2 separate regions of the Homo sapiens genome follow, and region 2 is linked to region 1. The links are chromatin loops, found by intact Hi-C in ENCODE. Cell type or tissue: lower leg skin. All regions are shown on one strand. Each heading gives the region's core, and the rest is flanking DNA. Links, peaks and the distances in the headings are about the cores only. Region 1 overlaps IWS1 (interacts with SUPT6H, CTD assembly factor 1). Region 2 overlaps CYP27C1 (cytochrome P450 family 27 subfamily C member 1).

The links. A loop is a pair of places that touch in the nucleus more often than their neighbours do. Peaks named below come from ENCODE experiments on the same cell type or tissue, not always from the same donor. Only the 100,000 strongest peaks of a DNase experiment are listed, where the experiment ranks them.
Region 2: a loop joins it to region 1, with 4 times the contacts of the local background. A loop is called at or near these places in 33 of 110 quality-filtered maps.

What each region holds. Positions count from the first base shown.
Region 1 is chr2:127,483,559-127,486,466 of GRCh38, forward strand. The region is part of intron 13 of IWS1 (interacts with SUPT6H, CTD assembly factor 1); the gene reads right to left. Among named protein-coding and RNA genes, the nearest start is that of IWS1, 41 kb to the right of the region's middle. In lower leg skin, for the core only: no CTCF peak of the experiment used is centred there; no DNase peak of the experiment used is centred there.
Region 2 is chr2:127,192,650-127,195,557 of GRCh38, forward strand. CYP27C1 (cytochrome P450 family 27 subfamily C member 1) reads right to left here. Exons shown (of 9, transcript NM_001367502.1): 6 at 2,686-2,852; 7 at 1,140-1,218; 8 at 445-648. Among named protein-coding and RNA genes, the nearest start is that of CYP27C1, 26 kb to the right of the region's middle. In lower leg skin, for the core only: no CTCF peak of the experiment used is centred there; DNase peaks (open chromatin) are centred at 652 and 1,202.

The DNA of each region.
Region 1 (2,908 bases), core at 242-2,741:
TTATAATTTGGTCGGGGCGGGGGGTGGTGGGGTGGGGGGGTTGGGCTGTGTGTGTGTGTGTGTGTGCGTGTGCGTGTGTGTGTGTGTGTGTTTTCTAGAGATAGGGTCTCACCTAGGCTGGAGTGCAATGGCATGATTCTAGCTCACTGCAGCCTCAAACTCCTGGGCTCGAGTGATTCTCCTACCTCACCCTCCCAAGTAGCTAGGACTACAGATGTATGCCACCATGCCCGGCTAATTTTTTAATTTTTTGGTAGAGATGGAGTCTTGCTATGTTGTCCAGGCTGATATTTAGTATAATTTTAATTAACGTTATCAGTAGAAAAAAGACAACAAATACATCAAACTGCTTTTGAATGCTAGGACCATGAATAATGTTTCTCTTTGTACTTAAACATTTTCTATAATTATAAAAACTAAGTTCAAGGCATATCTGGAAATACATTTAAAACCTCAAATTGTTAGCCGGGCATGGTGGCTCACACCTGTAATCCCAGCACTTTGGGAGGCCGAGGCGGGCAGATCACTAGAGGTCAGGAGATCAAGACCATCCTGGCTAACACAGTGAAACCCCATCTCTACTAAAAATACAAAAACAAAGTTAGCCAGGTGTGGTGGTGGGCGCCTGCCCTAGTCCCAGCTACTCAGGAGGCTGAGGCGGGAGAATGGTGTGAACCCGGGAGGCAGAGCTTGCAGTGAGCAGAGATTGCACCACTATGCTCCAGCCTGGGCGACAGAGTGAGACACCGTCTCAAAAACAAAAACAAAAACAAAAAACAAAAAACCCTATTTATTTTTTATATTTATTTACATAACTTTGAAAACAAAAATGATACTTAAGACAAAAAGTGTTTCATTGGAAACCCATTTCCATTTCTTTTCCTGGACATGTCTTTTCTAATACTGCTCATTAGCGTCTACAATGTGGAAGCAAGTCCTGAGTGAATATGCAACCCTGCTCCACCTATGGGGAAGTGGGACCAGAACCAGAAACATCAGCACACAGGGACACAGCCCTGGAAACACAACCTCTGCTTTCAAAGCAGATTGGCCACTAAGAGTTTTTATTACCTATTTTCTTTGCCATATTGTAGTTCCCAATTCTCAAAAATAAAAATGTTAAGAGAAATATGAAAGACGGCTAAAAAGAGAGAAGAAACAATGAAAAAGGAGATGGCTCATGCCTGTAATCCCTTTGGGAGGCCGAGGCGGGTGGATCACGAGGTCAGGAGATCAAGACCATCATGGCTAACAGGATGAAACCCCGTCTCTACTAAAAATACAAAAAATTAGCCGAGCATGGTGGCAGGAGCCTGTAGTCCCAGCTAACTGGGAGGCTGAGGCAGGAGAATGGTGTGAACCCAGGAGGCGGAACTTGCAGTGAGTGGAGATCGCACCACTGCACTCCAACCTGGGCGACAGAGCAAGACTCCGTCTCAAAAAGAAAAAGAAAAAGAAAAAGAAAAAGGACAGAAGGGCAAAAAAGAAACAGGTACAGGGGACATGGAGAGGTGGTCAGGGACACGGATATGGGCACAAGAAAGAGGAGGGAGAGAGAGAGGAGGAAGTTCTTGGCACAGAACTAGTCCTTCTCTACCCTCGATTTATTCTCAAGAAATAAGAAAGTACGTTTTGTTTTGATAGTCACTTAATAGCAACATGAACTGGCAGGTAGGAGAGTGGAGTCAGTGGAAACAGCTGCCAAAGCAGGGGTCATGGAGAAGAACCATAGGCAGGCAACACACACACACTGTGTGTGCTCCGCAACAAAGGTGCCATTAGTCTCAAAGCATAGTGGATCAGTGAGTTGGGCTTATGAATGTTCCCAAGTCTTTTCCACTTCTGACCACATTTTGAGTATGTGTTAATCAAATTCATCTCCTAAATATTTAGTATAAGGCTTTATGTAATGAGTTCTCAAATGCATGTTGCTGAGCCACTGACAGCAGGAAACAAGCTACCTCCCACCAGGAAACCACTAACTAGTTTATATGCCTGTAACACATATCACTGTAATTCTGGGTCCTAACAAAAACCTTTTTCATAAAAACGGGTACCAGTCAGGAAGACCCAAATGCATATTAGGGAAGTAATTATCTATTACTCTCTAGGATACTGATAAAGGAAGGGACTTCCATGTCAATTTCTAAATATTCAAGAGGCCTTGAATATCCCAAGGTGCCTGTTAGGGTCATTATTTTGAAACTAAAAGCAGACCTGGCCTCTTCTGATTAAGAAAGCACACACACACACACTTTTCACTCTGACTGTTGACAATTCAAGCCCATGCACAGTACATGCTTCCTTGGGAATACCTCTCGTGTATATACTCTGGTAGGGCCAGGCCTATAGGGGCATCCTGTTGCCTTCAATGCTGAACTTGACAGCACGATGCACTTTGCTGAGTCGTTTCTGTTCTGCAAATCGCCTCTTATGCTTTTCCAATCGGCTTAGGCCCTTTTTAAGAATACCAGGCTAGAAGTAGTAGTTTGATTGGAGAATAAAAAGAGATTACTGAGAAACACTGAAGATCCACTGAGCAGTATTTACAATGATAACAGAATAAGTGTCTACCCTAATCATTTGCAATGGAATTGCTTAAACCGTTGAAGAGAAAGGGAGAGGTAGGTCTGCTGAAGCACGTAAGCTCTGTTTCTCATGGTTATTAAAAAAAAAAATTCACTGTATCAGAATACTCCAGGTTTCAATTTCAAGCCTTGCTTGAAGTAAAGGGATTAATAAGAAGAAACTTCCCTACCTGATAATGTTGAATTAAGACTGAAGAAAAATTCATCAGCAATAAACTTTAATCCTGGGTAATACTTTTCCTTTCTCTATTGCTCAATTTGTGGTTTGGCTAGATAAGCGACCAGAAAACAGTCCTCTCTGAATCAGACAAACTTCAAGA
Region 2 (2,908 bases), core at 126-2,625, 290 kb before region 1:
AGAGGCCAGCTCCTAACTGCAGACACGGCCACTAGAGGTGGAGGCGGGGTCCCCAATCCCCACAGGGCCTCGCTTAGACCTCCAGGGTTTCTCAGAGTGTAGCCACGCGGTTGGAGGACAGGGTGGGCACGGGAGATGGGGAGGCATTTTCAAAGGATATCATGCAGAGCTCTTATTTTTGGATAGGGTCTCACTCTGTCGCCCAGGCTGGAGTGCCGTGGTGTGATCACGGCTCACTGCAGCCTTGAACTCCTGGGTTCAAGTGAGCCTCCCGCCTCAGCCTCCTGAGTAGCTGGGACCACAGGTGTGAGCCACAGTGCCTGACGGCTCTTGATCTTAAGTTTCCAAAACCGTCTTTGCTTTTCAACCTGGAAGTCTTTATCCTGTTGTGCCCAGTAGAAAGAGGCCGAACCCAAAGGCCAACGTTTGGCCTCCACGCCCTACCTGGATCACGACGAGGTGAATCTCCAGTTCTGCAATTCTCCGCCCTATGCAGCTGCGAACCCCATGACCAAAGGGGATGGATCCAAAATTGTCAACTCTATCTAAGTCTCCTTTCCGCAGCCAGCGCTCAGGCCGGAACTCCTTGGCCCGAGGGAAGTTCTCATCCTGGTACGATGTGGCATAGTGGCAAAGGGCCAGCTGGGTCTGAGGAAATCAGGGATGACAGAAAAGGGAAAAGGGGCAGAATCACTCAAGAGCAGGGCAGGGCCCAGAGCCCTAGCCGGACAGTCTCCCGGGGTGCTCCCGCCTGGGGGCCGCCCGGGTCCACTCACACCCAGGATGGCAGCCGCTCCCCCCTTCCCACTCCACACTGCACCCCAAATGTCACTGCAGCCACTGAGAAGACCGTCGAGCCCTTCAGAGACTCCCAGCGGTGACTGGCCACTTCCACACGGCCTGGGGAGCAGGCCAAGGAGCATGGGCTGCCTTGCTGGTGAGCAGTAAGTTTCCAGAGCAGTGAGATCACACCATTCCCTTCCTTTCTCCCAACACCCCATCTTCATCTTAAAATACATGCAAAAGAAAAGGAAACCTATTGATCTCTGCTTAGGGACAAAGACTTCCTGAAGGTAGAAGCAGATTCCAATTCAACCCCGACCCGCAAGGCCTGGCCACCCCCATGGCCCCAAACTCACGCCTTTCGGAATCAGATACCCGCCAATAACCAGGTCTTCCTGGGTGACCCGGCCGTTCCCTGGCAGCACTGGAAACAGCCTGGAAAAGAGCCAGCGGGGACGGGAATGGCGTGGTGACTTTCACAGTATTTTATTGAACGTTCAGAACCCTGGATATATTCCCATTTCCATTAAAAATTCTTAAAAAGTAACACATGGTACATTTTCAACTGAAACATTTTGCAAGGACCTTTGCTGCTTCTTTGTTGGCTTGCTTTACCAGCGAGTATTCTGAGGAATGTGGAAAAGACTCCCAAAGCAAAACATTTGCAAAACACAAAGCCAAGCCTTTCACATGCCATTGTGTTCCCAGGAGGGAAATTCCAAGTTTCTAATATTTTATGTGACCACGGGACCACTTTATCAAGGAATAGTTCATAGGACTTAAGGCCCCATGAAATGCATTTGGAGAAAAGATACTTCGGCGATCGGATTATCTCAGAAAACCCTGAATAAAACTTTAATTGACAAATACCAATAAACCCCACAGCCAGCTGCTTCTTTTTTTTTAATTTTGAGGTTCAACAGCATGCTATATAGGTTGACGGTCATTATCAAGTCAGCTTTGAAAGAATTCTTTAGTATATACTGCAGAAAACAAGCTTTGCTTTTTGTCGCAGCATTTCCTCACAGAGGATGCCGTGTTTGGGGGAAGGGATGTAATCCGTCCCTAATCCCACCTCCTACCCAAACCATCCCCTCAACCCAGGACAACCCACATCCCTCCGGCTTTTCTGTTTGTCAGGAAAGCCCTGTCTGGGAGTAATTGAGCCTCACTGGGTGGCGTCTAAACCCAGATGAGAACATTCACTCAAGAACCATGAGGTTTGTATCCAGGTCTGCAAATCAGCTGAACAGGTCAAACTATTTTCCTAACAAATCGATCTTGTTTCGTGTTATCTTCAGAGGAACAAAGTCAAAGGCCATTGACCCAGGAACATTTTGGGAAACCCCCAGTAAGCCAATTGGCTAAAGCAGGGACAATATTCAATGACTGCTCCAAAGATCTTTTTTCTTTTTTTTTTTTTTTTGAGACAGAGCCTCGCTCTGTTGCCCAGGCTGGAGTGCACTGGTGCAATCTTGGCTCCATCACCTAACTTCAAGCGATTCTCTTGCCCCAGCCTCCCAAGTAGCTGGGACTACAGGTGCCTACCACCACGCCCTGCTAATTTTTGTATTTTTAGTAGAGACGCAGTTTCACCATGTTGGCCAGGCTGCTCTTGAACTCCTGACCTCAGGTAATCTGCCTTGGCCTCCCAAAGTGCTGGGATTACAGGCGTGAGCCACTGTGCCTGGCCCAAAGATCTTTACAGAGAACAAGGATTATGTCGACCCATAAAACAGAATGGTCTTTCTGCTATTCTGACAAGAGCAGAGAAAAAATAACAGTCACGAACATCCTCATCCTGAACAGGTCAGCCGGGGGGGCATTTGGAGGACTTGTTGTGATAGAGAACCAGGGACCTAAGGGACACAGTTTGTTGACGGATTCTGGCGAGCCTTTTACCTCAGGGTTTCCTTAAGGAGAGCTCTGACCAGCGGGACCTTGGGGACATCAGCTGCAGTTGGAACATGCCTTTCCCCTAAATTCTTCACAATCTCCCGGTACACCGTCTGCTGCACTTCTGGGTGCCTTGCCAGGAGGTACACAGTCCAAGACAAGGTGAAGGACGTCTAAGGAGAGAAAGTGGCAGACACAGGCAGGCAGTGAGTAACACCAGGGACTGAAA